Regions from separate parts of the Mus musculus genome. Here regions 1, 3 and 4 are each linked to region 2. The links are chromatin loops, found by intact Hi-C in ENCODE. Cell type or tissue: left cerebral cortex. All regions are shown on one strand.

Region 1 (8,000 bases), 60 kb after region 2:
GCTGCATCCTCAGCCTGACTCTAGAGTTGCAAGCACAGGAATGGTCTTCTCTGTAGCCAGCCCTGTGCTAATTGCTTTACATGTGTTTGCTCTCTTAGCTTTCTAACTATCTCCTTTTCATATCCCTGATTTAGTGCTCTCTCTCTCTCTCTCTCTCTCTCTCTCTCTCTCTCTCTCTCTCTCCCTCCCTCCCTCCTTCCCTCCCTCCCTCCCTCTCTCTCTCTCTCTCTCTCTCTCTCTCTCTCTCTCTCTCTCTCTCTCTCTCTCTTTATAGGTAAAGAAGCCTAGGCTGGGAGAGATGTGGTTTCTCCAAGGTTATATAACCAGGAGCCACTTTACTAACTCTGGCTACAGTGCTGTTTGTGGTTCTGTGGTGCTGACACGAGTGGTGGAGCTGAGGCTCAGAGAAGGGGATTCTGGCTGGGAACCCTCACTTTACAAGTCCTGATGTTCCTACAGTCACATCTGATGTCCACAATTCAACACACCCTGACTTTAGTCAGTTCCAGGAAGATAGGGACCACAGTGGTGTGACATCTATTAAATTCTCAGAACACTATCAGTAGAGTAGAGGTACTTGAAGACCATGGAGGGAATGCAGGGATGGTCACCCCCATTAGCACTGTTGAGATCATGAACAAAGTGAGGATATTGGAGCTCAGAGTTTCCTTAATCTGAACCTTGCCGGGTGAGAGTAAGTGTCCCAGTGTAACCAATTCATAATCCCCTGATTAAGGGAGCTGTACAGACCTCGTGGCAGTGGGATTATAGAACAGCAAGCCTGATAAGGTCACTTACCCTGCACTGCCCACTTCCAGCTCACAAATTGGCTCCCTGGGGTTTATTTTTTGCTATCATGATAGTGTGCTATTTCCCCCAAAGCTGTGTGAGAGGAACCGGCACCAGTCCCATCTGCCATGCTACTACAAAGCACAGGGAGTAAGTCGGCAGACCTCAGAGAAATGGCTCTGTCTCAGCCCAGACGCTCATCCTTAGAGTCAGAGTAGTAATGATGGGGAAGAATAAAGAAGAATGATGCTCAGGTGGCACAGAGCCTTCTGCACCCATCCAAGATCTTGCCCATTTACCTGCTACTTAAAGAGCTTGAAGGGGCACCGCTGGCTGTGTGGGGATGGTGGGCAAGACAGCAGCCATCTCAGCCCCGTGGTTGTGTCTGTAAGACCGAGGCCAGAGGGAGGAAAGTAAGGAATTACTCACATGGAGGAGCACCTTCCATGTGCTCGTCCCCAGGCTGATAAAGGAGTTGTGTTCCCATGTGGAAAAAGCGTTAACTGAGATGAATTCCGAGCGTTGTAGGAGCTGACTTTGCATACATCAGCACAATCAGCATCAGCATCGTCCACCCAACATTACAGATAAGGAAATTCTAGTGAGGAAGTTCTCCCTGCTTTGCTCAAGGTCACAAAGGTAATAAAGAACAGAATTGTTAAGTTGGGGATCAACTCGCTGCTCTGACAGCTTTCTTACAAGCAAGTCACATGAATCTCTGTGACCATGAATCAGACTCTTTGCAGATTATACCCAAGGCAAGATAAATACCCGTCTCTCTCCTGTCGTTCGCTGGTTTTTTGGTGCTTTCTCTTTTCTCTCCTCTCTCTTATCTCCCTGTGCTTCCATCAATATTGTCGGTGCTATCTACCGGTCGTAGAGGAAACTGTTTCCCATTTCTCTGCTGATATCATCCATCCCCACTGACATTTGCAGAAGAGACAGGCTGTGGTCCTGCAGCACCAGCGATAGCTCTGGTTGTTAATGTCCTTGCTGCCAGGAGTCTTCACGCTGGAATGAGTTCCCCATGGCACCCAGCATCGGATAGCTTTGAGCCCCCGTATCTGAGCTGAGAAATCTGAAGGTCCCCAAATCCTCCCCATGAAGGATCTCTCTCAATGATATTTTCTTTACTAAGCCTCTACTCTGTCTTTATAGCACAAACTGTCAGCTTACCAGTCAGGGACTGTGAGTTATTAACCTGTGAGTTCTCATCTCAAATTCTCTAAAGAAAATATTCACATTCGTGGAAGAAATGTGGTCCTTGACTGATCCCAGCAGGAAGGATGGCCCAACTTGACATCTCTGAACCACACATCTGGGAGACTCTACACTACAGAGATTGATAATCAAACTCTGGAATGAGACTCTCCTGGTCCAAAAGCCCAACTCTCCATGTGGGTATCCCTCTCATCCTCAGGATAGTTGCCTCCTGGCATCTCTACATCCTCTCTGTTCTACCAGGAAGAGGACGACAGTGGTGATGGAATCTCTTGTACTTGCTGGTAGGAGTGAGTGAATAAAACATATAATTGCTTAAAACAGAGCTGTTCAAAAAAAAAAAAAACCACCAGCTACAGATAATTCTATATGTCCCACGGGAAATGCATCTCAAGTTAAATTAATCTCTATCACCTTCTGAGGAGACATTTCAGTGAATTAGAGGGAAGGAGAGAGGCTCCGAATAACTATGGAATGAATGGAAAAGGGCTTTTAAAGATTGCAATAAAAAGAGGGAGAAGGAAGTCACCAGTAATGTCCTGTCCTCCTGTGTGTCACATGCTTCATGTGACGCATAGGGCATGAAACGTGTAGCTTGCATTCAAAACCGTTGTGTCCTGAACCTGAAAAGGAATTCCAAGGGCTTATGGTTTGAATAGCTAGCTCCAAGCCGATGACACTGTATTGGGAGGTTTGAGAGACTTGGGAGGTGGGGCCAGGTTGCAGGAGGTGGGGCCAGGTTGCAGGAGGTGGGCCACTGGAGACAGCCTCTGGTAATCATAGGGTCCCTGGTTATTTCTTGTCCCACTCTACTTCCTAGCCAGTCATGACGTGAATTCCTGGGCTATGGTGTCATCACCATGATGGACTGAACTTTCTGGAATCATGAACACACACATAAACACACACACACACACACACACACACACACACACACTTGTTTTTGTCAGATATTTTGATCACAGTAATGCAGAAGTCACTAAGAGTCAAACAACAAACAAAAGTCCAGCTCAGCAACGAGCATATCTCAGCACTTGTAAGTTGTGCTAAGCACAAAAGGCAACACCATTCATTCTTTCTCCTGCTCTGTCTTTCCGGTTGCTCAAGTCCAGATTTCCAGAAACATCTGGACTAGAAGGGTTGGCTCAAGTTGGTTATCAACAGTGAACAATTAAAAGTGGCCTTGGTGCTGGATGTGGTGTTGCTTTGAAGGTTGAAGCGGGTGGATCATGAGTTCAAGGTTAGCCTGAGCTACATATCAAGTTCCAGGAGAGTCTGAGCTGCACAGTGAGATCTTGTCTTGGAGAACCCTGGCTTAGGGTATTGATCAGTTGTCTGAGGTCTTATTTAGCCTGTGTACCTAGTGGGGTCAGTTTCCAGCACTGGGGTGAAAGTTAGCTTTAGAAAAGGGGAGGGGTGGGGGGATGTCTGCGATTGCAGGAAAATACTATTTTAGCTCTGAAGAGGGCAGTATGCAGCCAAGGCCAAACAGGAACTCTTGATTCCTATTTCATTCAAGGGCCTGAAGGCAGTACAGCCCCCAGGAGTCCAGGCAGCTTGAATTTCTGAGAGCTTATTTCTTGACAGACAAACACATCTTCACTCATGAAATAGGATTCTTGAGGTTTGAGCACAGTTACACGTTGCCTCTCTGAGGGACACACTGCAAACTGATACGAAGGTGGTTATGCAAGATGGATGGGAAAGTTCCCATTTGTCCTTCCCTCGGTTCTCGCTCTGCTCTCTCAGATCAACCTCTATGAAGCTAAACAATAGCACAGCCTTCCCAGATGGTGCCCGATGTTTGCAGAAGAAAGTGTTTCCTTTTTCCCTAAGGCTGTTAGCACAGAGGCTTCTGCTGCCCGAAGCAAAATATTCTCGAAAACATCCTTTGCACAGAAAGGAAATATTGGGAGTGGGGAATCTTAGCTCCTGGGCTGCATTTATCAAACCAATCACAGCAATTATAATTAGAACACAAACTAACTGAACACTAAGCATGAAATACATTTGCAGAAAACCCGAACTGCATGCAATTAAGTCCCGTGTGGTGGCATTTCGAGGTATGTCATTAATACATGAGGGGAGGGGTTGGAACAGATTCTCTCCTTAAATAACTTGTTCTGGTTGCATTAAAGACTTCAACTAGGGTCGGCAAGAAGAAATAAGGATGCATAGCACGGACTGCTACACGCAGAGCTGTAAGACAGATGTCAAAGGGTCACTCAATTGGCTACTTAAGACATCACTTTGTGACGCCCTGTGAAATATGTTCACTGGGCATCAATTCAACTCAGGTCTGTGTGAAAAGAAGGGGAGAGCTTTGGGGAAAGGAGAACTTTAATTCTTTGCCTCCATTTTGGGACTGCATTAAACTACAGTGTTAGAAATCTCCCTGTGGCTTCCCATTACTCAGAAAGATTCTTCTTTTAAAATATTTTATTTACTTATTCGTTTATTATGTGCTACAGGGTTGCTACACGTGCCACAAGCACCATGAAGATTAGAGGACAGCTTGCAGGAGTTGGTTCTCCCCCTTCCACCGTGCTGGTTCCAGGCATGAAAATCAGGTGGTCAGGCTTGGTGGCAAATATCTTTACCCGCGGAAACATCTCTGCAGCCCAGAAAGTCCATTCCTGTTAGTCTCCTCGCCTCACTGTGGTCTATCTTGACACTCCTAATGCTTATCTTTTTTATGTTTGTTTGTTTTTAACCTTGACCTACACCGTCTTTCCTTTGCCAGACTATGACTCTTTGAGGTCAAAGATTTCAACTCTTTATCCTGGGTCTCCAGCATCAACCATATGCCGCTTGGTCAAGCAGCAGAACGGGTGCTTGGCAAATGTTGAATGAAGAATGACCAAGTGCACAGGTAAATAACTAGCCAGGGAACAAAACACCCTTCTGCAGCCAGCTCAAAGCCACTCCAGATAATCCTTCTCTTTTTCTATTTCTCCCATATCAGAGTCAGCCGTTTCATTCCTGTGACGGCAACCCAGGACAGTCTTAGGGGAAAAAAAACCAGCTTTTCACAGAACACCTCTGGAGAGGCAATTCAGGTTTAAAGAGATCCACATGGCATGTAGTGGTGACTAGGTCAAGCACTATAGATCTTCTTAGAACACTTCTTTGACTAGAAGCCGAGTTTTTCCTGTGATAGTGTTTAGGAGAGTGGGTATCAGATGACAGACTTTAGACTGTGTATTCTGACATCTTTCCATATAAAATATGTTTTTTTTAAAGACTGTATATAGAGTTGTCATGTAACCTTCACCCTGTTCCCTCAGTGTGGAAAAGATCACAAGCGGGACCTAACAGTTGGTACAAGTGACATTCCTACTCCAGACTTAGTTTTAAATGCATGTGTGTGTGTTTGCATACTTTACAGTTCTGATAACAGCTCCTTGCTTTCCCCCACTCCCCCCTCCCCCCCCCCCCCCCACTCCGGAGAGCACCAGAGGAAGGGGCCCAGGCTGATCTATCCCAGCACAGGACTTGGCTCCTGATGGCACCTGTGTGGCTTATATTCTTCTCATGTGCAGAGCAGGTGACCGATTATCGTCCACATACTCACTTAAACTTGCAGTCAGCACGTGTGCAAGCTGCAGGAACAACATTTTAAGGCAGAAAAGCAGAGCATGAAGCATCTATTATTTTAGAGGCCAAAAGTTGGCCATTTTCCCCAATTGTGAATTGGCAAACCGGCTAATTGCTCCAAAGCGACCCTGGAATCGAGCTGTGATCGCCGGAAAGCGCAGCTTTTAGGACCCCATCTTTCACCCCTGGGCTGAGGAAGTGGGAAGACTTCGCAGGGGCCCAGGGCTCCTCCTGCTTTCTTTCACCCCCACTTTCACCCCTTTCTTCCTTGGGGCCGGACTGTTTCACCCCGTCTCCAGGCAACAGCCAGGCGCGCCAGGCGGGACGTCATTTCCTGAAGAGCCCGCGGGGGGACGGGGCGGGGAGGGGGAGGGGCGAGGGGGCGGGGCCAAGTCCCGGCTGGCGACGGCGGCGGCGTCGGAACTCGCTGGAAGACTCAGCCCAGAGCTGCTCAACAGTTCGCAAAGTCCGGGCTCCCGGCCGCGTGGCTCCGTGTGCGCCCGGGCGGCGTTGGGGCGCGGGGGCCCGGGCTGCTGCATGGTGGGCGGCCCGGGACATGCCCCGCACCCCCCGCCGGACGCCCGCGTGGCTCCTCTGGCTGCGACTGCTCCGGACTCTGAGCCTAGATTGACCGGCGCCCTAACTTCTTTCTGACTTTGGGGTCCCCCAGCCCTAGAGGAACGGGCATCTCGGCTGGGGGAGCCCCGGACATGGTGTGACGGGGCGGGCGGCGTGGCTGCGCCCCCCACTGCGGCCACGCACGGTCCCCGCGCCTTCCGGCATGTAGCTGCTGTTCTCGCTCCCCCCGGCCTCCAGCCGCAGTCTCCACGACCTCCGGCCTCCAGGCGCCAACTCTTTGTCCCCCCAGGATCCCGCCGCGGTCCTCAGGATTGCAGCCGCCGTCTCTTCGTCCTCCGAATTCCAGTTTCACCTGCCTTCGCGCCCCTGGGACACCAGCCGCTGTCCCTGCCACCTCCCCAGGATCCAGCCAGCGCTCTAGCTCACCTGCACCTCCCCAACCCACCCTGCAGCCGTCGTCTCCGCTCTCCGGGCCAGTCTAGACTGCAGCCGGTGACTCCGCGTCTACCCCAAACCCAGACTCCAGCCGTGACCTCCGCGCCCCGGGGAATCCAGCTGTCGCGCCTCTGGCCGCAGGTGCAGCTGCCGCCCCGCGCCGCGCGCCCCGAGTGCGGCCGGGCCTCGGCGGGGAGATGAACGCACAGCTGGACGGCCTGTCGGTGAGCTCGTCCTCCACCGGCTCGCTGGGCTCGGCGGCGGCGGCGGCGGGCGGCGGCGGGGGCGCGGGGTTGCGGCTGCTGTCTGCCAACGTGCGCCAGCTGCACCAAGCGCTCACGGCGCTGCTGAGCGAGCCCGAGCGGGAGCAGTTCACTCACTGCCTCAACGCGTACCACGCGCGCCGCAACGTCTTCGACCTGGTGCGCACCCTGCGCGTCCTGCTGGACAGCCCGGTCAAGCGGCGTCTGCTGCCCATGCTGCGTCTGGTCATCCCGCGCTCCGACCAGCTGCTCTTCGACCAGTACACGGCCGAGGGCCTCTACCTGCCAGCCACCACCCCCTACAGGCAGCCCGCCTGGGCCGCTCCCGACGGCGCGGGGCCCGGGGAGGTGCGACTCGTGAGCCTGCGGCGCGCCAAGGCCCACGAGGGCTTGGGCTTCAGCATCCGCGGGGGCTCGGAACACGGCGTGGGCATCTACGTGTCTCTAGTGGAGCCGGGCTCCCTGGCAGAGAAGGAAGGGTTGCGGGTCGGGGACCAGATTCTGCGCGTCAACGATAAATCTCTAGCCCGGGTGACCCACGCGGAGGCTGTCAAGGTAGGGCTGTGGTTTATGGGAGCGTTAGAGGACAGTACAGGCAGTTTAGTGCTCCCTCTTCGGTTGCCTGTGCTGCTATCTTTTATACCAAATCGCCTGACCTTTCTGGTCTTTGTTGTTGGTTTATTTTTGCCTCCCTGACCGGATTTTAAAAGAGGAACATTTAATTTGTGGCGCAGATCGGTGTTCTGAGCACGGAGGAAATGGTTATTCTTGCCTTAGGTGACCTAAAGGCTAAGGCACATACACAGTATAACATAAGCAAATGCCTGGTCATAAAATGTGAAAAGGGCTGTGGATCCTTACAAGTGTTAGAAAAGAGCCCCTGCTTGACATTGGGTAATTGATGCTCTCCCCCCTCCAGACCCCCCCCCACCCCCCCCATCTTTATTGCTGCTGTGCTGTTTTCTGGATCCTGTAGGCTTTTTGCCGCTGAAAGTTAGTTCTGCCCCACTGCTAGTAACCCAGGAGGAGGCTGGGTAACCACAGAGCTGGGGCTGATCCTTCTATTTGTGGACTAACCAGTGTATGCTGGAACAAGCCAGACCAGAGAACTGGCGC
Region 2 (8,000 bases):
GGGGGTGCAGTTCATGCTGGGGCAGCGTCTCACCTCCACTTGCCTATGAAGAACAACAAAAGAAAGAAGTTGAGTCCCTGGCTTCCTGGCCTTCCCGGAGGCCAGAGTTGCTAAAGGCCAGGGAGGACCATAAGGAGTCTAAATGCTGACCTTCCGATCTTACTGAGGAAACTTCTCGGAGGAAGAAGAAGGAACTAAAACCTTCCTCTGGCCTCTGCTGAGAATTTCCCTACTAGCTAGCATAGGGTCTTCTCCAGCTCAGCCACACCAGACACCACCCATTCCTTCCTGAGATGCCCAGGCAAACAAGCCTGGGACAGGTATTATGTTCGTTATGGGAAGGCCTGTTCACATATATACAGCTCTGTTTACATGTACAAGGCTCTGCAAGATGTACAAACCGAAACCAGGGAACAGGAAACACAGATTGCACACAAAAAGTCCTGACAAGCATGAAGAGGAGAACTAGCAGACAGTCTGACTACATTCCAGTTCTCTAAAGGGGTAAAGTCCATGTTCAGGGTTCATTCACACTGTGGCCCCACAGCCTCCTACTTGTGTAAACTTGGATACATCACTCATCCTCAGAACTTCGAATAGGCTTCTTCAAATCTATCAGACCTCTCCCCACAGAGGCCCACTACCAAGAATCAATGGACATAGGAATCAAAATCACGGGAAGGCCATGGGGAACAGATATCACACTCCATGTGTATTAGCTCTTTAAATCCTTCAAGGCCAGCACTCTAGAGGCAGAGGCAGATCTATCACCAGCCTGGTCAACATAGTGAGCTCCAGGCAAGCCAGGGCTACACAGTGAGACCCTGTCTCAAAGACAAAACAAAACACTCTCAGTCCAGCCTCATGACATATGCTGAGAGTCCCAGCTCTGAGGAGTGCACGAGGCAGGGCAACTGGATCAAACATTTAATGCCAGCCTATGATACACAGTGAGCTGCAGACAGGTGTAAGCTACCAGGTAAACCCCGCCTCCTAAAAAGAAAGATAGTTTCTCCTGGTCACAGGAGAAAGCAGTTACAGACAGCCGCTTTCACTGAAGCAAGGGTTTGCTCGCTGGGGCTTCCAGGTGGTCAGAGGTTTCCAGCAGGGAAACCTTGGCAGTTAAACGCTCTACTGAGAAGGAGAGCAAGCCCTGGCTTTGCAGTTAGCTCTGCAGGGTCCCGGAGGCGTGGCCAGTGCTGCCAGCATCCACCTTTAGCCATTATCATCAGTCAAAGTGGGAATGCTCCTTATGGGGGCTCCTTTGCTGACCTCCTGAGTCACCAATCTGCTACCACCTGTGACACGTGTCCCAAGAAAGATCATGTCCTATTAAATGCCACGAAGAGCACACCAGTCCTGAGAAAAATCCTCTAGATCATTCATGTGCTACCAAGGGAGGTTGACACTGGGGAAGGCAGGAAGCATACAGATGACACACACCTACTTGAATCCAAACTGGCCCCCAAGCCCCACTGCCCGCTGACCTTCAGGGAGGAACTGAACCTTCTGGCTTCTTCACTGTTTCTCTCCAGATTTCAACAGGCACAGCTGCACAAGGCTGGGATGCTCTGCAAAATGAAAATGGGGGGAGGGGACTCCTGTTGAGAACAGAAGGATCTGCGGTCAGGGGGATGGATCCGAGGGTAAAAAGCACTTGCTGCCCAAGCCTGGTTCCCCAAGTTCTACCCCAAGGTGCCCCTATAAAAAGCCAGATGAAGAGGCAGGAGCGTCTACAATGGCAGTGTTCCCCTTACTCTGCCCACAGCCCAGATTCCGTTCTCTCCTCAACATGGGTTTCCTGTTCCGTGGTCAAGACATACTCTCTCCAAAGCTGAGTGGCTATCAGCCAAAGAGTCGGGAGAAGGATTTTAGTGACTCCAGGGTCTCAGCCCTCAGCACCCACGCTTGGGCTGGCTTCCTTTCCAGCTAATTCATGGAATCATCTTCGAGTGGGTCAGAAGAAACCACAATTCCTAGGCAGTGATATAGAAACCAAGTCCAGTCAGCCTGAGTCTCCTTGCGGCTCATGCTCAGTCCAACTCACAACAGCGGTCTCAAACAAAGGAGTACTTACCAGCCTATCTTAGTGCGCCTGCTCTTTCTATAGACCCAAGAGGCACAATGGCCACAAGGTTGCGCCCCTCTGCTGCCTCTGAGCAACTGCTAGGTAGGCCACAAGGCAGACCCAACCCTGACATCTGTACTCCTGGCCGAGGACTCAGGCCCTCTCGGTGAAGCCTCCCAACACTGGAGTGTTGAAAAGGCTGGGAGGAGCTGACACAGACTGGAGTTGCTCAAGCCCGGGGCTGCACAGAAGGATCCACTGGTTGCAAAATGCCACAATGAAGCATTGTGTCGGGGGCAGAAATCACAGCACCCACATCAGCCCCCTCAGCTGCCCACAGAGACCCAATCAGCAGACTCCAGTCACACACCCAAGTTTGTGTGTGTTGGCTAAAAGTAACCTGCCCAGCCCAACCACTTCCCACCTGGGTAGCCTTGAGCAAGGTAACAAGACTTCTCTCTGCCTCCATTTCCTGGAAAGGAGACAAGGACAGACACTTAGGATTGCCCTATGGGTTCCACGTCCATGAGATCCACACTTGGGAAAAGGTTGATTACTGAGAGAAGGTAGCTGTCATCAACCTATGCCACAAACATTCCCTGAGAACCTTCTAGGGCCAGCCCCTGGACTGTAAAACCAGGAGTGGAACATGGAGCGTTTGCTCAGCCCTCCCCTGCAGGGATCACCATCCACTGGGGAAAACACACTCAGAACTGCCAGAGAGATGAGGAGGAGGAAACTAGGCAGCAAAGGTGGAGGACGACAGACTCCCTGGGCTGCCTAAATGGGCTGCTTCGCCAAGGAGGAGACTGAAAGGAGCCACACAGAACTGAATGGACTCGACTCAGAGGTCAGGATGGGTCCAGGGCTCCCCGTGTACATTCTCATCCAAGTACCGAGGCTACAGGGCCATGAGGGGTCAGGCAGGACCCCAATGGCAAATGCTAACCATTTACCACCTCCTCAGCTCTGCTCCAATCTTCAGCACACAAGTAAGGGAGCCCCACACCATGGTAAGCAAAGCACAGAGGGAGCAAGTGACTGCCGACCGAGTTCCTCTGGGAACCCACATTGCAACCAGATTTTCCAGTTGCGGGCTGTGCAGACTCAAGCCCCCAAGAGGTCTCATCTCTGCACAGTGCCTGCCAGCCTCACCAACATCTGAGCGCCTAACATATCCTGAAAGGAAAGAAAGAAAAAAAAAAAATGGATTTCCTTCTTCTAACTCAGCTTCATTAATTACAATGCAAGTCCAACACATCAGAGAAGCAGCAGTCCCCCAAAAGTTTAGGGCAGAAAAACCTGGCTGGACAAGGAGTTCAAACGCCCCATTTCAATGATGAGAACATTAAGCCCCGGAAGAGAAAGCCGACTATCCAAGGTCAGGGAGCAAACCCGGAGGGAGCCAAAACAGAAAGCCGGCTCGGCGCGGCCCGGCCCGGCGTCTCCCACCGTACCTGGCCTCGGGCTTGGGCAGCAGGCTCCCCGATCTCTGCCCTCTGGCCTTGGGGTTCCTTTACCCCAGAAATCACCCGCCCTGCCCTGCAGATCCCACGCCTGACGCGTGGGGCGGGAAGAGGTCACCCGAGCCTGAGCGGAGGGACGCGCACGCAGGCCCCGCGGCCCCAACCCCCGAGCGCGGGAGCGCGGACGCGCGGGCACGCGCACGGCTCGCGCACACTCACCGCCGCGCTGCCGCCCGGGCCGCTCAGGGTCAGAGGTTCCATGCCCCTTGTACGCCGCGGCGTCCCGGCGCCGCCGCCCCCGCCGTCCCCGCGCGCCCTTTTTGGGGCGCGTCGCCCCAGCCGGTCTCCGCCGAGTCGCCCTACGGCAGGAGCGTCTCTCGGGCCGAGCCCGGAGCGTTTCATCAGCCACGCTCCCCCAGGGCGCCGGTAGGGGCCCTGCGCCCGCCACGTGCATGAGATCTGAGCTCGTCCCTGCAGTGAAGGAGCGGGGCGGGGAGGCCTGTCCCGAGTGACAAAGTCATGGGATCCGATGCATGAGGCACACTCGGGACCAGAAGTTTCTTCCAGGCTTGTTTTTAATGAAAAACGGTGTTCAGTATTGAAAGCGTCGGTGTAGTCTCCACTTTGTATCTGCGTTTTCTTTAAAAATCTTTAGTTGAGACAGTGCTGTGAAATTGTGTGAGATCTTTACGAAATAATGTGTGAGGTGTTCAAACACACACTTGCACACCCCGCTCCTTGAGATTTAAAAGGATCTGTGATGGCCTGCTTCTTTTTCCAGGTAAATCACTAGTCTTGGGTTCACCTTGGTGGGTTGTTCTGACAACAGCAGACCTGGCTAACTACATGTACTTTTCTTTGGAGTACGTGTTTATATCCTATTAGCCACCAAACATTGTCTTTCAACAAAGACGGTGGGCACTTGGTTGCTGCACCAACAGCCTGGTTTCTTTTTCAGGGGATCGATGAATGCACAGGTGGTTCCCACCCTTGCTTACAGGAAGGACTAGGGCAGTACATGCCACTGCCCTTGTCTCTACAAGTGGTCTTGTACACACAGAGAGACACAAACACATTTCTTCCTTTTAACAACTCTTGAGGACTTCCAGACCACAGGACTTACATGTGCCTGCAGGATGTTTCCAGGCAGCGAGAATGAATTGAAAACCCAAATTAGCATATCCCATGGAGGTGCCCACGGGGACAAGTGAGGATCAAGGTGGCAGGCTACTGAAAATGAACTTATCTGTGAGCAAATCAGCACTGAGTACCTGCTCTGTGCCAGCCTTGCCCTGGGCAGTAGAAAACAGTTCGTGGGAGCCTCCCATGTAGTTTGATCAACTTGCTAAACAGTAATGTAGAGGCCTGGGAACAAAAGACCCAAGGGTGCTGAGACTTCTAAATGCTGACCCGGCTATTGAAAAGGAAACAGCAACAAGCTGTGGCCTAGCCCCGCCCCACCCCCAACCCTGCCTGTGAAGCAACCCTCCTCAATGTCAGAGATGCCCTACTGCCTTCCCACCAGCCTGTCTTCACTCTCCACGGGCCAGCAGTTTTAGGTCGACACACCAGCCTCCTACAGGTACACAAACGGAACTTGGGAAGCGGCGGACAGAGCTGTACTGGTGCACTATGTAGCTGCCTGTGTGCTTGGACAGCTCTGCCCACTCATTCAGGAAAGTCAGGGACTCCTGCTGATGTGAGAGGCTGCAAGGGCGAAACGTTGAGTACTTAGTGTTCTGACTAGCAAGTGCACCCTTGCAGCAACACAAGTGTTTGCATACCTGAAATCCTGGGATAGGGGCGGGGGTGGGGGCCGGAATTCAAGGACATTACAACCAGGGAAACAGACTGCAGAGCTGACTTTAGTAGTGACTGCTTGATGGGAGTCTCGGGCATTTGTGAGGATTTCGATGTGCACTACCTGCAGCCTACACCGGATGAGTCACTGCCCTCTCTCCAAACCCCAAGCTCCATAAATAGAGCACCTCTCACTTCCTCCTGCCCTCCATTCTTTCACTTCCAGGTCCCAGTGTTTGCCTCAGGTCTTCCCTGTCCATCTGGAAGATCAGTGCCAAACCCATTCTCATCACCTGACCGGCCTATTCTTGGGTCTTGGGTGACAGGGCCCTACTTCTGAGAGCCCTGTCCTGCCCTAGGCCAAGGGCTGTCCTCCTCACTGGTTCCCATTCAACCTACAGTTATCCCTATTATGACCACTGGCTCATTCTTTCCCTGACAGCACAAACTTCGAGTCCTAAGGCCATTACATAGCTACCCAGTGCCCAACGGACAGGCTTTTGTTAAACACATCTTAATACATGGATGAAGTAAAAGAATTCTCCCCAGAATGGACAGAATTTCCAGAAATGCAGCAGCAGCAGCAGCAGCAGCAGCAGCAGCAGCAGATGGGATCGGAGGGAGCTTCAGAGAGCACCTGAAGAGCTAACTGGGCTGCCAGTTACATTCACTGACTTTCTAGCTTTCTTGCCATGGGCTGAACAAACTGATCAGATCACACAGCAGCTCTGGCTCACAAGAGCTGAGAGTCACACATTCAAATGCAACTCTGCCACTAATTATCTGTCCTTGAATAAGTGAACTTCATCCCTCTAAGGCTGTCTCCTAATTTATGCAATCTAATACTACTGCAGACATGGAGTATACAGCATGTATATCAACACCTTAAATTAGTATTAATGCATTAATACACAAACTATTCAAAAACGTATTTATTATAAAAGGTACCACCGCTAGTGGCTCCCTATCTGTTCAACTCTTGGAAGTGGTGTGACCTGGTAAACTCCACTATGAGATGTGATATGACAGCAGGTGAGAGCACAGAACTAGACACAGAGCTGTTGTCCTTGCCAAGTGTTCTGGGAGGCAAACAACATATCTGTCAGAAAACTGAGTCAAACTCCTTGGTACCTGTCAGGAAAGGCAACAATCCCCCCAGGGTACTCAAGGTGCAGAAAGCTAAGTGTCAGGGACAGGTAACAGACAAATGGAGTGAGGCCACAAGACAGTAACTGTATGGCTGTGCAGAGGATTCAGCTAGTGTGTGGGTCTCTTTTCATCCTTAAAATTAGGAAGGCAGCAAGCAGCCTGTGGTGGTTTGAGTAGGTACAGCCTCCGTAGATTCACGTTTGAATGCTTGGCCCAGAGGCAGTGGCACTGTTAGGAGATGTGGCCTTGTTAAAGTAGGTGTGGCCTTGAGGAAGGTCTCCTATGCTCAGACTACACAGTGACAGTCTCTCCCTGCTGCCTGAGGATCAGGATATAGAACTTTCGCCGGGCGGTGGTGGCACACGCTTTTAATCCCAACAGAGGCAGAGGCAAGCAGATTTCTGAGTTCAAGGCCAGCCTGGTCTACAAAGTGAGTTCCAGGACAGCCAGGGCTATACAGAGAAATCATGTCTCGAAAAACCAAACCAAACCAAACCAAACCAAACAAAAAAGATAGAGAACTTTCAGTTCCTTCAATGTAAGCATGTCTGCCTACAGGCTGCTGTTTCCCTCCATGACAATAATGGACTGAACCTCTGAAACTGTAAGCCAAACCTAATTAAATGTTCTGGTTTGAGTATGTTTGGCCCAGGGAGTGGCACTATTTGGAGGTGTGGCCTTGGAGTAGGTGTAACACTGGGCATGGGCTGTGAGACACACTTCCTAGTTGCCTGGAAGCTAGGCTTCTGTTTGACTTCGAAACAAGATGTAGAACTCTCAGCTCTTCCAGTACCATACCTGCCTGGAAGCTATGCCGTGCTCCCACCTTGATAATGGACTGAACCTCTGAATCTGTAAGCCAGCCCCAGTTAAATGCTGTCTAACAGTTGCCTTAGTCATGGTGTCCACAGCAGTAAAACCCTAAGACAGTTATGGTCTCCCTTCACAGCAAAATCCTTAAAATCCTAAGACAGCCCCTTCGTGGGCACTGGACTAGCAACCCAGCTTCTTTTCTGGTGTTATCTGCAGCTGTTGCCAACTGGGCTAGAATGCTGCCACTTTTTTGTTATTTCCAAGTAGAAAAGGTTGGAGGTGGGTGACCTCTGTCAGTTATTCCTCCCAACAAAGTAAACACATCCTTAAAGTTCACACTCGATGCAGAAGCTAGCCAAAATCACTTGACATTAAGAGACAGAGAAGCAAATATTGACACAATATTCTGGCCAGCATCTTCCCCAGAAAACACTAGCCAAATCTTTTCATAAAGACGGTGCCCAGTCTGCCTGTTTGCACAGGCAGGAAACAAAGAACAAAGCGAGAATAAACTACCTGGTGGCACACAAGCTTTTACAGGAACTCCAGAGCCATTGAAGTGATAGGAGGCAAACTGACAGGAAAAAAAAAAAAAAAAAAAAAAAAAAAACTCTTGGCATCTGCCACATTGTTCCTAAACTCTGGAGAGGAGAGTAGAAATGACATATAACTCATAAAAGCTGCATTTGTGGAAGGAAGCTTCA
Region 3 (8,000 bases), 140 kb after region 2:
ATAAGAGATAATAAAGCCACATTGTGACCTGTGTACAGAAAAGTGGAATGGGGTCGGGGTAGACAGCTGATAGTATGTACGGTGCCCATGTAGACAGAGCTGGTCTGGGAGGCCTCCGGCACCGAGAACTAAAGGAGAAATGGAAGTGAATCCCGAATGGTGCAGGTGCCAGGACAGCTAGTGCAAAGGCCCTGGGGCAGCAGGTATGGGAGCAAGAAAGGGCCAGCAATCATGTGAGTTTTTGGCTTTGCCTGAGGTGGGGATGAACATTCCTTGAATTCTTTTCCAAGGACTGTCTGGCTACTGGGTGGGGAGCAGGGTGGAGTGAGGGAGGAGAGTGGAGCAAGGGGAGTGGTGGGCTGCTCAGATAGGCCTGCCCATGCAGGAGGTAACCTGGAAGCCAGCAGAGCTTCCTGCAGTCAAACCATAGCAAAGGGAGTAAGAAGGGCTGGCCACAGTGCCTATAGTACGTGCGCTTGGCAGGAGGGGATGTTGTGAGCAAAATTAATTTTCTTTGTGGAAAGCAAACGACCTCATCTCCGAGGCAGCCCCACTGCCCTCAGGCCCAAGTCCAGGCGTAATCAAGAGCTGACAGAAAGTCCTCAGGCAGTCTCTGTGTTCTTCCCTGGTTATGCACACACAGTTCCCAGTGTCGGAAACATGGCTCCCTGCCCACAGTCGGGCCTTGTCCGCCTGCCCAATCTAGGAAGTCTTCCTTGGTGGCTGCCCCCCCCCAGTGTATTTGGTGCTGTTAGCCATGTGATGCCCTAAATAATCTCTGTGCGTGCCTCTCTCCCTCCCCCGACTGCCCTGTCTAACACACAGGATGAAGGGAGGAAGACATGGATAGTTTTAAAGATGGGATCCACTTGGAACAGCACCCTTATACACTCCTCTTTTGTTCTGTGTGCCCCACCCCCAGCATTCTGTCTGCCACTAGATGTGAGAGAGCTGCGTCTGTTAAAGCTCAAACCTAAGATATCCCAAGCATCTCCAGGTAGCTCGCTCAATGAAGGCCTGAAAACGATCAGGAAGTCCCAAAGAAAAATGAACTTCCTGGCTTGGAGTGTAGCTCAGTTAATAGAGTGTTGTTGTTGTTATTATTGTTGTTGTTGTTTTTATTGTTTTATGTAAAGACTTGTGTTCAGTTCCCGGCATCATATACACTGAATGAATTGGCAAATGCCTCTAATCCCAGTGCTCTGTAAGGTAGACAAAAAGGAGAATCAATTCGAGGTCATCCTAGGCTACACAGCAAGTTTAAAGTGAGAGCAGCATATGAGATCCTGTCTCAAGAAAATAATAAAAAAAAATTTACTTCGAAGAGACTAACAGAAAATGTCACCGTACCGCTTTGAATGGGTGAGAAAAATATCTACAGAGGGGTGTGTCAGGGTTGCCTCTGCCATCGGAAGGTGTCATAAGGTCCTAGATTCCAGGTCCATGAAACAGATGAGCTCTGCTCTCGCCTGCTCAGCTTGTTGCTTGTCCACCTGTTTCTAGAATACATTAGACCTGGAAGGAACCGGTGAGACCACCCAGGGCAGCACCAACGCTCTCCCGGATGTGTCTGTGGTAAGGCCCTGCTTTGCTGCACTCTCTTCTTTGTTCATGACCCCTGGGCTCTTCTCAGGGTTGGCCACAGAGAGGGGACACGGGGTGGGTGGTAGGATAGAGTCTCTACGGAGACCCCACCAACCCAGCTGATTGCCTGCTCTGTTGCCTGTGTGGCACTGGGCAAGCTTCTTGGACCCTCTGTGTCAGTGTTTTCTCATCTGTAACATGAAAACCCTGCACCTTGCTCACAGTTGGGGGCCAGAAGAAGTCAAGTGGTTTGGTCAAAGCATGGAGACAGTCTCTCTGTGGCTGTCAGAGCTTTCCAAGTGTGGACACTGGCCTAAGGAGGTCCCAGGAGCTGGTGGCCGTGATCCACTTCTGCGCATACTGCACCCTGCACCTCAGGCACCCTGCTGGCACATCATGCACGCTGCTGTTCTCATCCCTGCTTAAACCTTCTAGTGGGTCCACTACGCTCGGAGATGCACCCTGTCCATGGCCACCCTGCCACCCTGTCTCCTCCTGTCCCACCCCGTGGCTAATTAAGTCTTGTCACTTGTGATGAGCCCCTGCTGATGCCAAGAACTTCGATTCCCTAAGGAATCGAGTGGGTCCCCAGAGACACCTGCCGAGATCCTGGCGCTCCTCAGCTGCTGAGATGCAGGGAACAGTTTTCCACTGAGCGTTGCATTATTCAAAGCAGTGTGGCCAGGAGCTGAGGAGCAGGGACTCAGTCTTTGCCGGGTCCAGCACCACTCGCTGTCCCTCTCCATCCACTATGGGCTCTGACTTCTACTCTTGTTGGGTCTTTTGGCAGGATGATGTCAAATCCCCCTCAGAAGATCTGCCTGGTATCAAGCCACCTCCTCCCCCACCACCCCTGGCTCAAGGTCATGACCGCTTGCTTGGCCAGCCACGGAAGCCAGGGAGGGAGGACCCCGCACCTCTGTCTTCTGCTGCCCACTCAGGCATTGTCTTCTCAGCACCACGGAACCGCAGCCCGCCGCCAGGGACTGCTCCCACTCCGGGACCTTCCTCAGCACAGGACTCTCCCTCCTCCCCCATTTATGCCTCCATCTCCCATGCCAACCCCAGTTCCAGAAAGCCGCTGGACACCCACCTGGCCCTGGTTAACCAGCACCCCATCGGCCCCTTCCCTCGAGTCCAGTCCCCACCTCACCTGAAGAGCCCTCCTGCAGAGACCCCAGGAGCTGGGGCCTGCCTTCCACCACCATCACCCTCTGAACACCCTGACGCCGTGGGTGCAAACCAGCACTTTGTTCTGGTGGAGGTGCACCGTCCGGACAGTGAGCCTGATGTGAATGAAGTGCGGGCTCTGCCCCAGACTCGCAGTGAGTATGGTTGTCCAGCTCTGGGACACAGGGAAGGGGTCTCCAGCCCCTAGAGTCACTCTTCCTGTTGTGACGGCCTGGGCTGGGTGCTGCTTGATGGTCTGCTAGCCTACATGAGGTCTAGCTCAGGGTCAGACTGAAGATAGCCTGGAGCCAAGACTTGAGTTTGAATCTCACCGCTGCCCCTGATGATCATTTATTGCCTGAATGAGTGGCACCTTCCCTGGTCATGTGGGCTCGACAGAGGCAGTACTGCCAGGTCGGTCACTGAGTGGGGGTTTGTGTGGGGATGGAGTTAGGGGCCTCCTGCCCCTGCACTCTGCATCCATCACCTCTCAGCCTCCTCTGGAAGACTGCCTGGGGAGAGCATTGTTGCCCCTGACCACCCAGTCTGGCCGAGAGCAGGTGTTGGATTTCAGGGCTGTGGCGATCCTAGTCACCGAACCTCTGAATGGTGTGTAGAATTCAGAGTGCAACAAAGCCCCAGGCTGGGGCCCCCTGTTTTCTAAGGGATGCCCAGTGAGGGTGTGGAGGAAGTGCTGGCTGTCCAGCAAGTTAGCTGGGCTCTGCTGCCATCTTGTGGCTGAAATGATACCTTATGTTAGGTAGCCTGGAAAAGCCTAGCAAGCCTAAAGTAACCCAGGAAAGGGCAAGCAGGGACTCGAGGCCATACTCACAGATGCTCAACACTATGTCCCCGCCCCAAGGAAAAACTGGCATGTGTGAGAAGACCAAACAGACCTCTGTAGACGGACCATGCTGGGAGCCAGTAACGACTAGACACCTTGCTTGTACTTAACTCATGATGGAGTCCTGCCATCAGCCCTGGGCCAGCATTCTGTTACTCTCCATTTCCCAAGTGAATTCTCACAGCTTGGCACAGCCCCACACTGCTCCTCCCTGCACAGTCGTCTCTGTGACAACCCTGCGTCTGCATCACTCTCTGGGATTAGAACAAGGGCAGGCAGCTGTGGGAGGATTCATCCCTCACCCAAGCTTGCACAGTGTTACTACCCCAAACACCAGGGGCCACAGTGCACATTCTTAAGCAAGAGACCCCAGCTCAGGGTCCAGTGGCCACACACAAAATGAAGCAGCTTTGCTGACTGGGGAACAGGATCCGTGTGTCCACCACTCAGCTCACAGCAGGGTAGTCACAAAAAAGGTGGCAGACCTTTCATGCTTTTCTTTTTTTCTGGGAGCTGAGCCGGCCCATTAACCTCTATTTTCATATTTATGCCAGTGCCTGGGGGGGTCTGGGCAGAAGTCCTGGGAGTAGTGACCATCAGGCCAAGCCCTGTTGGCAGGTCAGGATGTCAAGAGATGGGGAAGGTTGCAGGGACTATGCCTTGCCCTCCAGCTCCTGTATCCCTTCATCCTTCCCTCCATCTTTGCATGGTCAATTGTCACAGCCATTCACCTCCCCCCCCCCAGCTCCATCACCTCCCCCACGTTGCCCTCCATGACAGCTGTTGTCTCCTCATGTGTCCCCAGCAGCCTCCACACTCTCTCAGCTCTCAGACAGTGGGCAGACCCTGAGCGAGGACAGTGGCGTGGATGCCGGGGAGACGGAGGCCAGCACCTCAGGCCGAGGCAGACAGACAGCATCCGCTAAGAACAAGAATGGCAAGGAGCAGCCCCGGACGGAGAGGACCGCGGAGGGTGCCAACAAACCTGTGAGTCGGGACTGCACACAGGGCCCTGGCGGAGGATGGACGGGCCTGAGAATCAGGAGACACTTGGCATGCGACCCATAGGATGCGTTGCGGGAAGGGCTCATCCGGAAGGGTCCCTGTGCTAGGAATCGTAGAGCCTCACTTTGCCCTGCTCCTGGGTGGCAAGCACTGGTGGCTGCTCTCTACTCTAGTGTAGCATGGTAGCGCAGGCAGTCTGAGGGGTCATATTTGAGGCTTCAACTGCCCTCCTCTGAGAAACATCAAGGCCACCCTTCTCCCACCTGCAGCCCGGCCTGCTGGAGCCAACGTCCACCCTGGTCCGTGTGAGGAAAAGTGCAGCCACACTGGGCATCGCCATTGAGGGCGGTGCCAACACACGCCAGCCTCTGCCCAGGATCGTCACAATTCAGGTTTGTCCCCTTGTGTATGTCTCCCTGTGTTAAAGCACTCTTCCTCTGCATCCTTAAGATGTGCCTTCCCTGAGGTGACACAGACCTGGAGACAGACACGGGGACCCTCTTGAATGACAAGCCCCTTGACGTGTCGGGCTGCCTGGGCAGGCTAACACGAACGGTTTCCCCGCCTCCACTCCATCCTAGCCTAGAACTTGGAAAGTTGCTTCCTTTTACTCTGCACAGCCCTGACTTTGCCAGGACTGTGGCCTCGAGACTGGCAGCATCCAGTTGCTTAGTGGGGGGTGAAAACCAGGTACCCACATGACCCTTGCTTGTGTCTCCCTGCACAGCGAGGAGGTTCTGCCCATAACTGTGGACAGCTCAAGGTGGGCCACGTAATTCTGGAAGTGAATGGGCAGACACTTCGGGGTAAGGAGCACAAGGAGGCCGCCCGAATCATCGCTGAGGCCTTCAAGACCAAGGAGAGAGACTACATCGACTTTCTGGTCACTGAGTTCAACGTGATGCTCTAGGGGTGGGGCCAAGTTCAGGGCTATCAGCCGGGGTCACAGGCAGAGTCTCCCACCCCACCCTGACACATACACCCTGCCTGGGCCCTTGGCCCAGACTAGGAGAAGAAGAGGGCCAGACAAGGCAAGCAGAAAGTCAGGTTAAAACCTGTGTGCCAGAAACACAGTAGGGGCTCAATAAAACTATGTTAGGTGAAGGGAAGGAAGGCAGAGTACATTTCTCTAGGCTGGAGAGGGGTACTGCCACCCCAGATGCCTAGGCCTTTGGCTGTGAGGACACAGGAGAGTTCACACAGACTGCTTCCTGCCAGGAGGACCTTCAGTGCCACAAATGAGCCGCCAGCACGCTTGTTCACACCAGTCGCACCCCCTTCCTCCTGGCTCCGTGCCCCTATGGTATTTATTTATTTATTTATTTCCCTTCCTGTGCTTCAGGGGAGCCCCCCCCCCAAAGGCCCCAGCTTCCCTTTGCACTCCCAGCCTATCCCAGAGGCCTTGCAGGCGACCAGCAATGTCAGTGTATTTATATACAGAGCTTATGACTTTAATTTTTCAATAAATAAATCTGAACAAGGTTGGGGGCCAGTGTTCTATGCTGTTGTCTGCGGGCTGGGGTTTAGATTGCTCTGCGTGGGGAGATGTGAGGGGTGGACAGGTGGGACACCCAGAGCTTCATACATTCTCAGCTGAATACTGAGCACCAGCTGTTCAGTTGGGGACATACGGAAGGAGAGGAGACAGGGCTTGGGCCTCACCTGCCCACTGGAGGACCTTACTGAAGCTGTGAGGGGAAACAGGTATGCTCCCAGATAGAGTATGCTATGGGCATTGTGTTTAAAAAACACACACTGGGGCCAGGAAATGGCTCAGTCAGTAAAGTAATCGGCATATGATCCTGAGGTCCTGAATTCAGTTCCCAGAACCAGTATAGAAGGACAGACACTGTGGCATAGGTTTGTAATCCAAACACTGGGGAGGCACAAGCAGGTCGATCCCTGGGGCTCACCGACCAGCCAGCATTGCCCCATCAGCAAGCCTGATGTGAGAGACCCTGTCTAGACAAGGAGTGGCTCCTTAGGAATGGCGTCTGTGTTTGATTTCTGGCTTCCACGTTAGCGTGCACACATGCACATCCTGTGTACAATCCAGGAAGCCAACTCTGAAGCCCTGGTTTATAGGCAAGCGACTCATTCACAAAGGAAAGGAGGCCCACCACAGAGGATGCCTCTTCCCAGAGGGTCCCTCCAGCCTCGTCCCACAGGGTGGAGTGCAGAGAGACCAAGAGCTGCAGGGAGAGCTGTTTCCACTCAGGGCCAGAGCCGGACACACCTTCCTGTCTATGTGAGCAAGGCCCACGGCCAAGGTAGTGAGGTCCTGGGCTCTTCCTGCGATCCCTCCCAACGGGACCCCTCTGCTCCAGCATCCAAGGCCAGTGGGGGTTGGAAGCAGACAGAAGGGAGAGTATCAGGTAGGAACAGTGGCAAAGCTTGAACTGGCCTGTTGACTGAAGACCAGCCTGAGGGCCATTTCCTCCTGACATTATGATGTCTGGTGGAAGAGGTGTGGTCAGCCCTTTACCAGAAGGCCCAGGGGTATGTTCAAGGTAGGCAGAGGCCATCAGTTCCATTGCAGAAGACCCTGCTCTAGGGCTGGGATTGGATTCAGTGCTAAAGCATTTACATGGCAGGGCTCTGGCTTCTAAGTCTCTGGCAATGGTTTAGGTTCAAGGTTTTAGGATGTTATTAGTGACCATCCTTTTTTTTTTTTTTTTCAAACCCAAGTAGACCATCAGAAGCCAAAGTCTTGGTTCTCCCAAGGCAGCTGGTACCCACCTTCATTCACCCATGGCTTCAGCTTCTCTCAGGGTCATGGCTGCTCCTTTCCTTCACTGTCAGGTCTGTCACCTCTATGAGGATAACCCCTACCCAAATATATAGGGCTTTGCCGGGCTCAGGGCTCCTGACATCATTCATCAGTTTGATTCCTGAGGAAGTGTGGCAGGTGACTTGCCCTGTGCTTGGGTTCTCTGCCTGTAGGATGCACAGGGTAGGTTCAGCAATAGGCCCCCAAAGGTGATGCACGCACGTGGAATCCAGAACTGCACAATAAATGGCAACAAGTGCAGGCCATGGAGTAACAGCCACAGGCCCAGGGATTCCCTGCCCATGGGCTTCTGTATGACAGAATACCTGACCTTCTCCAGCTCAGGGCCTTGTGGTTTGTACTGAATGCACAGCTTCCAAGCTGTTGCTGGCTGGCCGAGAGCTCATGGGCTAGTCACTGGACTGCTGTTGGACCTACAGGGCAGATACATTGTACTGGCCCTAATTTATTAGCTTGCTACTTGGTCCAGCCTCTTGGAGACAGAGCCCCCAAGCCCCAAGACTGCTCCATGAAAGGACGAGAGTGAGTTTCTTATAATTCCAGGATTCCTGACCCTGGCTCTATTGTTGAAGGGGTTCACTGGTGTATTCCTAATCGATTTTTACT
Region 4 (8,000 bases), 120 kb before region 2:
AAGCGGCAGAAACTTAGTTTCTGACGTGTGATGTACTCTCCAGGGTCAAAAGCCAGCTAGATGGCAATCTCTGGAAGAGTTTGCTCCAACTAGCAAACCAACACCTGGCTGGATTTCACAACCAAACATTATTCAAGAGCATGGTGTCGGCAGGGTTGATTTTTTTTTCCTCTGGCAACCCCTCCTGTTGCCCTGTACTTGCTCCTGTTCTCCCTGCAAGTGCTCCTCGTCTCCCTACAAGTGTTCCTCTTCTCCCTGTCTATATTCACAGGGCACTCCCACCATATTAGACCTAATTGAAACCACTTTCTTAAAACACCTAACTCTACATACTGCCACATTCTGAAGAACTAAGGATTTAAATCTAACATAGTTCATTTCTAGGTGGCTGAACTCAGTTACCAAGGAAGAAAAACTAGGGCCTGATTATACTGTGCATTATTTCAGAATTACCTGTACCACCTGGATGGGGGCGGGTGGCCCTGAGTGTATATATTACCTTAATTGTGACAGTAGTGCAAATGCTTGCATATCCCAAATGGGGCATGTTGCTATGTGCAGCAATTATATACTTCAGTTGAGCTGTGTAGAGTGAAGAAATGAAGGGAGAAGGTAAAGCAGTGAGGAGGGGAAGAAGAAAGACGAAAGCGAATGAACTGATTCCATTTTCAGCCATGCCTCAGTTATCTGCAAGGGAGGATACAGGCCCCCTGTGCCCAGCAAAATCCAAAGGCTTTCAAGCACTTTCCATAAATTGCATGGTATTTGCATACATTTGCATAGAATCGTTCTATTTTCTCCTGACCACATCATCTCCCAATCTGGTGTAATGCCTAGTACAATGGAAAGGCTATGTAAGTAGCTTTTATGTTGCTGGGGTCCAGGGATTGCCTCACAAACCATATGAATACTGACCTCAGTCAGACAAGGATAGTTTGTTGAGCATACACCCCAGGACTGGCCAACCAGGGTCATGGTCCGATTTAGGACTGAACTGTGACCCAGAGTTGAGTTCCTACAGAGTTTTAAACCTAAATTCCACAAATATCTATGCCAAGTTATTCCACCAATCAGGATTTAGGGGTAGGGGACTTCCTTAGAATGTTGTTCTGCTCCCATTGTTCCACAACTTCTCTCCAAAAGTGTCACCATTGGGCACATTCAACTATGGAAGACACTTTGCATATAAATCATAATATTCTTCCCAGGGTCCCCAGTGGTTCATTGTGACTTCACAACATAAAATTCATTCAATACAATTTTTAAAACCCCATAATCATAATAGCTCTGAAGCTGTTAGAAAGTCCAAAGTCTCTTCTGAGATTCAAGGCAAGCACTCACCTTTTTGATGATGTTAATTTAATGTGAATCTTACACTTTTCCAATATACAATGATGTGGTGGTTAAAATGAGAAGTGCCCCCGCCCCCAGAGGCTCAGGTGTTTGAACACTTGTTCCCTGGTTAGTGGCACTGTTTGGGAAGGTTGTGAGGCCTTTATAAGGTAGCGCCTTTCAGGAGAAAGTACATCACTAGAGGACAGCTTTGGGAGTTTATAGCTTCACCCCGCCTCTAGTTCTCTCAGCTTTCTGTATGTGATTGGACATGTGATCTGGGCCTCCTGTCCCAGAGCCTACTCTCATGCTTCCCCAACCATTGTCTGCTCTCCCTCTGGAACCATGAACCAAAATAAACTCTTTCTTCTTTGAGCTGCTTTTGGTCACGGTGTTTCAGAGCAACAGAAAGTAACATATACAAGAAGCACAGAGTAAACATTTCTACACAAAAGGGAGGAATAGAAAAAAAAAAAAAAAGACCAGACCTATCAAAGGGAAAACATGGCCTGAAGCTTCAAAGCTTTTGACTCCTTCTCTCTCTATCCCTCACTTCTGGGTCTATTCAGTGCCTAAAGCATTCTTTGGCAGATAGTCCATGTTCTCACTCTCTTCAGCATCCTCAGGTCTGTGTTGGGTTTGAGCCTTCATCCTCTCAACTTCACATACTAACTTTTCAAGGCCTCCCTACAGAAAATGCAGCCCTGGTGCCCATGGCTGGCCTTTCCTTGGATCCTTGGAATAAATCTCCATAACGCCACAATGAAACACTTCATGGATGATGATAATCCCATCCTGCAACACCTCATGAATGATAACAATTCCTGCTGAGAGTTCAAGATGCAGCCTGACACCTTTGGACCACTATTATAGCAGCCTCTGAGTATCTATACTGATAAATGTGGGAAAACATTTTTCTACCATGGCCCTTTTCAAACAGGGACAACTATTTTTGTTTGTTTGTTTTAAATTGTCTTATTTATTTACATTCCAAATGTCTACCCCCTTCCCAGATTCCCCTCCAAGAGTTTTTCACCCCATCCCCCCCTCCTTTGCCTCTGAGAGGATGCTCCCCCACCCATCCCTCTCACCCACCCATCCACCCCCATCTAACTCCCCCCACCCCTCACCCTTCTTACCTGGGGCATCGAGTCTCTAGAGAATTGGGTGTATCCTCTTCCACTGAGACCAGACATCTCATTTCTCCACTACATATGTGTCTGGGGCCACAAACCAGCCTGTGTATGTTCTTTGGTTGGTGACTTAGTCTCTGGGAGCTCCCAGGGGTCCAGATTAGTTAACACTGTTGGTCTTCCCATGAAGTTGTCATCTCCTTGAGGACCTTCAATCCTTCCCCTAACTCTTCCACAGGGGTCCCTGACCTCAGTCCAATGGTTGAGTGTAAGTATATGTATGCATCTGTCTCAGTCAGCTGTTGGTAGAGCCTCTCAGAGGACAGTCGTGCTAGGTTCCTGTCTGCAAGCACAACATGGCATCAGTAATAGTGTCAGTGTTTGGTGCCTGCTTATGGGATGGATTCCAAGTTGGGCCAGTCACTAGATGGCCTTTCCTTCAATCTCTGCTCCATTTTTTGAGGAATAACTGTTTTAAGATGAGGGGTATATATATATATATATATATATATATATTTGCTATTTTTACATCCTGAGATCTACAAATCTAGGAAGGGAGTAGGGCACCTCCCATTGCACTGGGAAAATAGGAAATACTTTTCCTATTTTCCCAGTACAAAGCACCCATGGTTTCTTTTTATTGGCACTGATCTCTTTAACAACTCCTGCTTTTCTGTCTGCACCCACCTTGCCCACAGTTTTAAATGTGCTCAAACTCCTTCTTAAGCTATATGTTTTCTACATCTTTCCGTTCTACTTTTTTTTTCCTCAGAGTTCTCAATATAAACCTGGATAAAAGTGGTATCTTGGTTTCTTTCCCTGTTACTGTAATAAAACATCCTGACAAAAGAAACTCGAGAGCAAAAGTTTTGATTTGACTCCCAATTCCAGGCTATGTAGTCCATCATGATGGGCAAGTCTCAGCTGCAGGGACTTAAGAGAACTGGTCACATTCATCCACAGTCAAGAGCAGAGAGCAATGCATACTCTCTGCTTCCATGCTCAGGTCCCACCCACAATTAAGATGGCTCTTCCCATATCATTTGATATGGTTAAGACAAGCCCCACAAGCATGACTAGAGGCTCATCTCCCAGTGACTCTGAGTTTTGTGTAGTTGACAATTAGCACAAACAATCACAAGCAGTGAATAGGAACCATGACACGCTCTAACTACTGTGCTATCTTAGAATTTCCTCTGTCAAATAAATTAGTACATTACTTTTGAATTCAACTTCACTCATATTTGCAAGACATGCACAGAACATAGCCAGATTAGCTGACAGAGTAAATATATAATATAAATGACCTCTATTCCAACTCCCTGTATTGCCTTTGTTCTCCCACAAAAAATTTCCTGCAACTGAGACTTGTCCATCAGGATAGATTATAGAGTCTGGAATTGGGAGCCAAGTAAAAACCTTCTCTCTTGAGTTGCTTTTGTCAAGATCCCTTTACAGCATTCATTTCTTATTCACCTTTCTGATCTTCCAGACTTACACCAGAATGTCACATTTGACCTGTATTTGCAATGTTCTGTGGCTTATCTAGGCTACACCACCAAACTCCCCCACATCTTTCCTGAAAGAACAGTTCCAAGAGCCTATGTATCACATGGTAAGAGTTCATAATAGCCACAACCTCACTTCTGATATCAAATATCTGTTAGTTATTTATTCTTACCACTGGGAAAGACAGTGACAGAAGCTGTTGAAAGGGAAGAATTTAGAAGGGAAGGAGGAGATGGAAGGGACTGGGAGGATAAGAGAGAGAGGAAACTGAGGTCCGGAGATAATATATGGGAGAATACATTTTTAAAATTAAAATATAAAACAAAGAATTTACTTTAGCTTATGGTTTCAGGGGATTTCAGCCCATTAATGAAGGGGAAGGCAACGCTAGTTTAGTTCATGCCCATAAAGCAAGGAGTGGCTACTCATTTTGATTGTTGACAGGGAAACACGATTAAACTGGAAGAAGAGATATGTATGACCTTCGCAGGCCTGCACCTGGAGTCTTAGCATTCTCAATTAGACCTATATGGCTAAAGTACCACCATATCCCAGTATAATTCTACCAGCCATGGACCAAGTGTCTAAACATAAGATCTTTAGAGGTGGTTACATTAATAAACAATGCTGGTCCTTGTTTATTTGTTGTTCTTTCCATCTTCTTTACCCCCACAGAACTATAGGTTCCTTGAAAGCAAAGATCTTGACTGTTTTTCTTATTATGCCATCTCTATTTCCAAGATGAGGACTGGATCATCAATAAATATGTTATGAAAGACATGGGTGGATGAGTGGATGGGTAGATGGATGGATGGATGGATGGATGGATGGATGGATGGATGGATGAATGAATGGATGGATGAATACAATGGAAAGATGATGTGTGGGTTGATTGCTATATTACAGCTTCATATGGACAGGGTAGTATCTTACAAGTCTACCTCCCAAGTGTGGGTGACAGTTACAAACCCAATAGTACAGGGGCTCTACATGACACCAGGTACAAAATCTATAAAGTTGCTCCTGTCTTCTGCTAGCCTGACTCCATTCTAAGAAATGTGGCAAAGGAAATAATCCCAAATGAAGGCAAGATGGGTGAGGATGAACATTTCATATGACATGTCATGCTCTGCTTAATTCCAAACACAGAGCAATAAGACAACAGCCAAGTAGCCTACATGGTGCATTATATGAGCACACTGTCCCTCATTCAAAATCATAAGAGCCCAATGAGTTTTGAAAAGCGGTGTTTTCAATGTCCAAAACAGCTATTAGTTGCTTATATTCTATTGTATGTTATTCCCAATAGAGTTACAAACCATACATCACAGACACTATCATCTGCAATAAAACAGATGCCTTGGCCATGCCACATCAGAGAGCTGAGGAGGATAAACAGCTCCCAGCAGCCCAGATTAGATTAGGAAGAAGGACTTTTACACAGAAGAACATCTGTTCTGTAGAGCTTCAAAGACTTCGGAATTGCACATGAAGGATGGAAATACTCAACAATCACCAAGAACCCAATGGAAACTCAGCAAGCCTGTCTGTCATCCTGCAAGAATACTAAAGAATTAATAAATAAAAGAGTAAACTATAGCAATGGCTAGGATGAGGTCCAATAGGCTGTAAATGTATGTTAAGAAACATTGGGGAGGCTCTACCCAGCTGACTCAGACAGATATAAATACCCATCAGCCAAACAGTGCATGGAGCTTCGGGACTCTTATGGAAGAATAGGAGGAAGGATTGTGGTTCCAAAAGGGGATAGGAACTCCACAGGAAGACCAACAGAATCAGCTAACCTGGACCCTTGGCTCTCAGAACCTGAACCACCAACCAAAGAACACACATGGATGAACCTAGACCTCCCCACACATGTGTAGCTGATATGCAGCTTAGTCTCTATGTGGGTCCCAAAGAACTGGAATGGGAACTATTCCAAAATCTGTTGCCTGTACTTGGGATATGTTCTTCTAGCTGGGCTGCCTAGTCTGGCCTCAGTGAGATAGGAAGCGCCTAACCTCACAGAAACTTGAAGTGCCAGGATGGGGGAATACCCAGGGGGACCTATCCACTCAGAGGAGAAGGGGAAAGGGATGGGAGAAGGATTGTGGAAGGAGGTGAACAGGAGGGGGCAGTGAGTGAGATGTAAAATGAATAAGTAAAAAATTAAAATGAAATTTACAAAATGAAAGAGGAAGGAAGGAAGGAAGGAAGGAAGGAAGGAAGGAAGGAAGGAAGGAAGGAAGGAAGGAAGGAAGGAAGGAAGGAAGGAAGGAAGGAAAAAAAAAGATGAAATACTAGGGTAAGAGCAAGTTACAGATTCTTGGTCCACAAGGCCATAAGGATACAGGAGAAAGTATCAAAGAGGAAGGAAGGTGAGATGAAAGAAAGAAGAGTAGAAAGTAGGGTCACCAGACACTTTACCTTCTTCTGGACCTTCTTACTATCTAGATCCCACCATAGCAGAAAAAGCCAGAAGGTGTGGTAAGATCCTGCAGGGGACCAGGACGAACAGGCACTGCGTTCTGTACCTGAAGTTGCTGTGTTGGAACCCTTGCTAGGGTTCCCAAAGAAGCGTTGTCACCAGGGATCAAATCCACTCTCTAAGATTCAATCCATCTCTACTAAAGGGAAAACACAAGTAAACTCGGATCACAGGAAACAAGGTCAGAGGTCCTAGGAGACCTGATATTCCTCTAGGCACAGTGAAAGAAGCAGGGAACCCAGCTCTGCTCTGGGATATAGAAGGCAAGAGCCTCCACCCCATGTCAGCTTTCAAAATGCCTTTAAGAAATGTGTGGTCTTCTGTGGCATCTCCATATCCCAAGAAAATGGAACTCTAAAAGCTCTGTTTTCCACTATGGGAAGAACATGGGATCCACCCACTTCCATCACTATTAGGTGAATAACAGTATTAGCCATTGGCATAATGCTGTATAGTGGACTATATAAACCTCAGTGGCTATGTGAAAGTCTATCCATACATTGGTTTCCCTAACAACTGAGACACAAATAATGATGACATCTACATTACAAAGTTGTCTGAGGATTAGAAAATCTACAAACGTCAGCTTTTATTTTGACAAACTGACATGTGCAGAGGGACAGACCCTGAACCACCATCTGAACACCCTGAACGGCCCTTCTCTGTGACTCCAAGTTCTTCATACATAAAGGCACCTGCTAACTCTCAAGAGCTCAAGGATTTATGGGCCCCAAACCCAGATTAGAAAGAAGGAAACTGACAGTCATTAAAAAAGAGGAAACTGGCCCCAAATCACAGAGTCTCCAACAAGCAGAGATCTTTACATCCCTGACTGTCCCATAGAAAAATCTTGCTAATAAAAGATAAACACCCTTGAAAAGAAAGGAGCTTTGAGGACATTGTTTTCTGTTGCCCTTTTAAATCTTAACCAGTAAGATCCACCCACCCAGAGATCAGGTAACTTCCTGGAATGCTGGGAGTTGTAGTTCTAGGAAAATAACAAAGCCTCATTAGTAGCCTAGTGGGTTTGTCCTTATAAGCCCTTGCAAAACATATGTGGGACTACTTATCTGGGAATCCCAAGGAGTGATCCTGACCAAATCTTATCTTGGTTAGTATTTAATTAGAAGCTTGCTTCAAATTGGTTCAAATGGGGGAACTGACTTTTCTGACAGCTCTCAGGATTAACAGTCACCTTCCCCTTACTTCAGAGAAGGACTCCTGTTTGCTGTTACCTGGTCTTCAAGCCTCTGGATTTCACTGGTGTGAGCCTGCCATAGTCCCCTACTCTCTACCGTGCCCTGCGCTACCACCTCACACCTTTCATGGGTTCTGGGGACCCAAAGTCAGGTCCTCACATGTGTGTGACAAATACTTCACCTACCGATTAATCTTTCCTTCCCTATTGCTTTATTTTTGGAAAAGGGCAAAAGACACCTGGAGCTAAAACTGATGAGCAAGGTAGACTGTGGGTGAATTCTATACTCGTGTGACTTTGAAATGGATACCAGGCTTCAGGTTCTCTGCCCAGTGCT

The links. Peaks named below come from ENCODE experiments on the same cell type or tissue, not always from the same donor. Only the 100,000 strongest peaks of a DNase experiment are listed, where the experiment ranks them.
Region 1: it touches region 2 in a loop (2.1-fold over the local background); 13 of 42 quality-filtered maps call a loop at or near these places.
Region 3: it touches region 2 in a loop (3-fold over the local background); 19 of 42 quality-filtered maps call a loop at or near these places.
Region 4: it touches region 2 in a loop (2.2-fold over the local background); 2 of 42 quality-filtered maps call a loop at or near these places.

The regions. Positions count from the first base shown.
Region 1 is chr4:63,494,052-63,502,051 of GRCm38, reverse strand. It overlaps Whrn (whirlin), which reads left to right and starts at 6,061. Exons shown (of 12, transcript NM_028640.2): 1 at 6,061-7,439. The coding sequence starts at 6,819. In left cerebral cortex, a CTCF peak has its summit at 3,477 (motif pointing right); DNase peaks (open chromatin) are centred at 5,902, 6,986 and 7,261; H3K4me3 peaks cover 2,240 bases; H3K27ac peaks cover 1,612 bases.
Region 2 is chr4:63,554,483-63,562,482 of GRCm38, reverse strand. Tmem268 (transmembrane protein 268) reads right to left here and starts at 3,720. Exons shown (of 10, transcript NM_001356354.1): 1 at 3,526-3,720; 2 at 1,488-1,571; 3 at 1-43. In left cerebral cortex, CTCF peaks have their summits at 3,617 and 3,925; DNase peaks (open chromatin) are centred at 4,661, 5,026, 5,119, 5,530 and 8 more places; H3K4me3 peaks cover 1,742 bases; H3K27ac peaks cover 2,363 bases.
Region 3 is chr4:63,412,997-63,420,996 of GRCm38, reverse strand. Whrn (whirlin) reads left to right here. Exons shown (of 12, transcript NM_028640.2): 8 at 1,504-1,575; 9 at 2,375-2,909; 10 at 4,404-4,585; 11 at 4,873-4,995; 12 at 5,331-6,087. The coding sequence ends at 5,513. Among named protein-coding and RNA genes, the nearest start is that of Akna, 14 kb to the right of the region's middle. In left cerebral cortex, a CTCF peak has its summit at 3,489 (motif pointing left); DNase peaks (open chromatin) are centred at 651, 3,484 and 5,895.
Region 4 is chr4:63,674,527-63,682,526 of GRCm38, reverse strand. No RefSeq gene overlaps it. Among named protein-coding and RNA genes, the nearest start is that of Gm42294, 18 kb to the left of the region's middle. In left cerebral cortex, no CTCF peak of the experiment used is centred here; DNase peaks (open chromatin) are centred at 752, 3,219, 5,379 and 5,631; H3K27ac peaks cover 571 bases.